Regions from separate parts of the Homo sapiens genome. Here region 2 is linked to region 1. The links are chromatin loops, found by intact Hi-C in ENCODE. Cell type or tissue: endothelial cell of umbilical vein. All regions are shown on one strand. Region 1 has its middle 2.7 kb from the start of LINC01843. Region 2 overlaps JADE2 (jade family PHD finger 2).

Region 1 (2,500 bases):
GAGGAAACATGTAAATGAACAGGTGTGGCTGTATTCCTTTATTTATGGACGCTGAAATTTGAATTTCACATAATTTTTACATATCTGGCTGAGCGCGGTGGCTCACACCTGTAATCTCAACATTTTGGGAGGCCGAGGCAGGCGGATCACTTGAGGTCAGGAGTTTGAGACCAGCCTGGCCAACATGGTGAAATCCTGTCTCTACTAAAAATACAAAAATTAGCCAGGCATTTTGGTCCATGCCTGTAATCCCAGCTACTCGGGAGGCTGAGGCAGAAGAATCGCTTGAACCCGGGAGGCGGAGGCTGCAGTGAGCCGAGATTGTGCCACTGCATTCCAACCTGGGCAATAGAGTGAGACTCCGTCTCAAAAAAAAAAAAGTAAGAACTATTCTTAGCTCATGGGCTATACAAAAATGGGTAGTGGGCCAGAATTGGCCTTCAGGCCACAGTTGGCCAATTCTCTGTTGTAGAATGTGCCATCCTGGGGCTCAGATTCCCCATAATCACTGAGGCTGTAAGTCCTGTCCTACCATACGGGTGGTATGAATGGCGAACTGTTTGGTTTGCTCAGGAATGGGGGTTTCCTAGGCTTTAGATTTTTTGGTGCTAAAACCAGTACAGTCCCAGGCAAACCAGGACAGAACAGTTGGTCACCCTAGGTAGTAATCATTAACCCAGAGAGGGCCAGGCTTCAGGAGCCAGCTGGCCAGGGTTCAGGTGTGGCCCCCAGGGCCCCCTCCAGGCATTGCCTTGTCCTTGTGGTTTGTGGTAGGGCCTTGTCCCATTGGGGCTGGCCCTCTGCAAGGAGATGCCCCCTCCTCCATGCAGGAAAACCTCTGTGGTCTGGGAGCTCTCAAAAGGCAGGAAGTTGAATCATCAACTCCGGTAACGTCTCTGTCAGCCTGTGGGTCTGCCCAGGGAGCTCAGGGCTCCAGGCCCAGGGGGCTGGCTCTGCGCTTTGTTTGCTGCTTTCTCTGAACAGGAAAGCTTCAGAATGAGGCTTCTAGAGAAATGAGAGCTGTTGAGTCAGATGGGGAGGAGCGCTGGATGTTAGGTTGACCAAGACTCTCACCCTGCTCTGGCCTGGACTTGCTTTGTGGCCTTCAATGACTCTCTCGCGCTCTCTGTATTTTGGCTTTGGCTTCTACCACAGAAATGCTGATTCTTGAAATCCTCTTAAATTAGGAGTATGAATGATGACCAAAGTGGGAGCACCCCGGCTTCCGAAGACCCGTTTTATCTTTTCTACCAGGGATGCAGGCTGCTCAGACACACTTCCCTGCCTCCTGCCTGCCTGGGAGAAGGACCTGACCAGCCACCCCAGTTCTGGCCACAGGGGCTTTAGGAAGGTGACAAGTCTGGATTTAGGGAGATGGAGGAGAGGGGCAGAAAAGGAGGTCCAGGTTAAAGACAGTTATCCACAGATGACAATGATAACCATACCACCTGTTGTTTATTAAGCACTGACGACGTGCCAGCCTTTCAATGATCTCATCTGATCCTCACAATGACTCTTTCAGTTAAGGATTATCATCATTTTCATTTTATGGGGAAGGCAAATGGAGCCCAGAGAGGATAAGTACCTTGCCCAAGGTCACACAGCTACCATGAGGTGCAGTTGGCATTAACTCTAACTGTGTTAGACTGTGGCTTTGAGGGTTGAGGGCTCAGGAAGCCCACAGGTAGCAAGGGAGGGATGAGACTGGCAGAGAAGTCTAGAGTAGGGTCGGGGGAGAAATTGTTCTTTCTTCCTGGTGCTGCATAGGGACATCCAGAGAATACTAAGAAGTCTGGGGTTTGCTAGGCTTGGAGACCATGTTCCCAGACCAGGGATCATGAGGACACAGTCCCTAAGCCCAGCAAAGCCCAGACTACCTACAGTCTGAATGCTGAACCCCTCGAGACCATTTGGAAAATCTGTCGAGGGCTTGAGGAGGAAATTGGATACATAGCAGGATTTTGCTACAGAGCAGAAATGAGCATTTACTTTCCGAGCAAAGACAGCCCTTCTCCAAGGATGCCCCTGGGTGTCTCTGTATGTACCTCCCCAACCCAGCATGGGTGCCATGCTCAAGGTTCAGACAGAGGACCACAAGCCCCATGCTGCACCATGCATAATGTCCCTCTTCCCCTTTGACGGGGGGGACGATGGGAGCTTGGCAGAATTTAACCATCCTTAGCAGAGGACCACGCCTATGAAGGGCCAATAGGGCCAGTGATGGGCTGTGCTCCTGGGGTGGGGGCAACCCTCAACTTGCTGTCCTCAGTAACACAGCCGATAGATGTCTCTGAGAAAAGAGACCAACCCAGCTGTGCCAGGCAACTGACTGGACCCCTGACTTGGATTCAGGTCAGGTCTAAAGATGCCTTCTCCCCTATTAGCATCAGGTTCAAAGCCAGGCTTAGCCAAACCCTAAACATTCCTTACACTTTCTGGGGAACCACGAAATTCTTCATGAAGCCCTTAATTTAAAAAGCATCTTGTAGGCTGGGCACGG
Region 2 (2,500 bases), 65 kb after region 1:
CCAGTCCTCTGAACCCCACAGGCTGTTCTGGTCTCTCCTCTCTGGGACATTTCTAGGGTTCCAGAGCATATGGGACCGTGTCACAGTGTCTCCCCTGGGTTCAGACATACATGCTCACCCTCTCCCTGGGTCCTGTCAGGAAATAGCCCTGGGCAGGAGCATGCAGGGAACGTTGTGTGACCCAAGGCGCCTGCTTTTCTTATCTGCATCGCAGTGGGCAAGGCTGTAAAATGGGTAGAACATCTCCAGGGGTGTTGTACTGTCAGGGAAGGGGCACTGGACCCAGCTTCCCCAATCCCCTCCTTCCCACTCATCTGCGCTGCCTGCTCAAGAGGGAAATGACCTATTGCCCCCAGAGAGCCCTCACTGCCTGGCAGCCAGCTTGCCACCAGGCCAGAAGGAAGAGGTGGAGGTGGGAGGAACCAGATGTCCCTGGCTCCAGCCAGGACAGAGGGCAAGGCTACCTACATTGCAGCCACCACCTCCTGGCCAGCCCAGCCTCCTGTCACATGTGGCAGGGGCATCAGGTGTAAGACCTTCTGGGACCGAAGCTGCTTCCAGAGTCTTCTTTAGGCCACCATGTCTCCACCCGCTGGATCTCCAGTGGAAACACCTGCTTTTACTCCTACTGTTTCCCAAACAACCCCTCAGAACTGACCTCTCTGTTCTGTGCTGGTCAGCCCATGTGTCTGTCCCTGGCTGGGTTGTCCAGGGAGGTCAAGGGCTTGACTCACTTATGTAGTCATCATCCTGGAAAAAGAGACTTGAGGAAGATCCTCCCAGCCCTGCTGAGCAGATGAGGAAACTGGGGCTCGGAGAGACGAATAACAGGAAGTCTTAGAGGAACTCCATTCCAAGGGTTTTGAGCTTGAATTTGGACCTCAGTCGGGGGCAGAAAAGGAGTTGTTGGCTTATTCTCTATTCTGTAAATTTCCTGGGCAAAAGCATCCCTTTTTCAGTCCCCTAATCTTCCCACCCCAGTGTTGGCTGGTTCAGGTGGAGCCTGGGGCTGAGGTTGGCGGGCTCTGGGGTTCCGGGGAATGAGAGCTGCTGCAGAGACTCCTGCAGTGGGAGCCAGAACACTCCAGAGTCAGGTGTGAACCGTCCCACTCCTCCTCTGGGAAGAGGAAGCAGGGCCAATTTTGAAGTATGTGCAGCCTCTTACGGCTCAGGGGGCCCTGTCAAATGCTGCTTTCTGAGCAGCCACCAAGCTGGGCTGGCGGGCACCAGCTTCAATGAGGGCAGGGGCATGCACAGCCCTGGCAGGGCCGAGGAGGGACAACCATGAGCCAAGCTGACCCCCATCAGCGGCCCAGCCTCAAGGCCTTTCCAGGTCACACATTTGCAACTTGGGTGAATGAACAGCGACAAGAACCCTGCCACGGGGCAGGCTTTCTGCAAAGGCCCATGGTGGTTGGTGGCCTGGCCAGCGGGCCCAGTCTCGGACCGTGGCCCAGTGCCAGCAGCCGGGAGTATCCAGCCTGTAACTGGGCACTAAGCCAGCCTGGGCAGGAATCATCGGAAGATGGGGCAGGGCTTGAGGTCGAGGCCTTGGTAGCCTGACTTTGCATCCAGTTCCTGCACTCCCAGCTCTATACCTTCTTTGTTTCAGTTTCTACTTCTCTGAGTTTCAGTTTCTTTGTCTGTAAAATGGGAATAAGGATCAGACTGACCTTGGGGTCACAGTGCATGTGGGGGACAAAGCTTAGCACAGTGCCCTCCATTGTTGGCCGTGATTGTTGTTACTGTCCTGGCCCCTCAGCATTTGGCTCTTAGAAGAAGGGAGGCCAGCCCGTGCGCTCTGAGGGTGGGCTCCACAGAGGACCAAAAGGGCAGGCCCAGTGCTAGGGCCTGGGAACCCAGCATCCTCCCAGATTGATTCGTTCCTCCTCAGCCAGGCAGGGGTTTTGCTGAGAGAAACAGGAGCCGGGGCTGCTGCCGGCATGAAATCCCATTTTATGGTCAACCAGATGTGCTTTCCTAAAATTTCAGCCTTGGGCCTCGGCCCCAGCGGACGCTCGGAAGGCATGGCCACTGCAGCCTCCCAGAGTTATTTACGGCTGACAAAAATCGCAGCACTGTTGATCAGCCCGACAAGTGCCGGCTGGTGTCCCCTAGCAACCGTGCTGACAAGCAGGCTGTGCAGGGACTTGCTGCTTGTGGCTCTGGCTCTGGTCACCAGGAGTTTATTTGGGAGCCTGACCTGGCCTGAGGAGGAGGCCAAGAGGGTGGAGGCGGCTCTGAGACACACACCTGCCCAGAGGATGATATGGGACAACTTCCCAAGGAGGGAAAGGCTCAGAAGGAAGTGGGTCCTGGCCTCAGTGCCTGGATGGTGGTCCCTTTGGCCTCCCACCAAAGCCAACCTTGTCCTGGGCAGCTCCAGCCTGCAGACCTCTGGCTCTTCTGCCCCTGTGCCTTCCATCTCTAGGGCTCCCCCAACCCATTAGTGCCCTTGCCTCACCCAAGCCCAGTCACCACCTCCAGCTGCTCCCAGGTC

Evidence for each region. A loop is a pair of places that touch in the nucleus more often than their neighbours do. Peaks named below come from ENCODE experiments on the same cell type or tissue, not always from the same donor. Only the 100,000 strongest peaks of a DNase experiment are listed, where the experiment ranks them.
Region 2: it touches region 1 in a loop (2.8-fold over the local background); 2 of 110 quality-filtered maps call a loop at or near these places.

The regions. Positions count from the first base shown.
Region 1 is chr5:134,502,624-134,505,123 of GRCh38, forward strand. No RefSeq gene overlaps it. Among named protein-coding and RNA genes, the nearest start is that of LINC01843, 2.7 kb to the right of the region's middle. RefSeq lists an enhancer at 845-1,184. In endothelial cell of umbilical vein, no CTCF peak of the experiment used is centred here; a DNase peak (open chromatin) is centred at 958; H3K27ac peaks cover 1,800 bases.
Region 2 is chr5:134,567,440-134,569,939 of GRCh38, forward strand. The region is part of intron 9 of JADE2 (jade family PHD finger 2); the gene reads left to right. Among named protein-coding and RNA genes, the nearest start is that of JADE2, 43 kb to the left of the region's middle. In endothelial cell of umbilical vein, no CTCF peak of the experiment used is centred here; DNase peaks (open chromatin) are centred at 752 and 1,522; H3K27ac peaks cover 2,179 bases.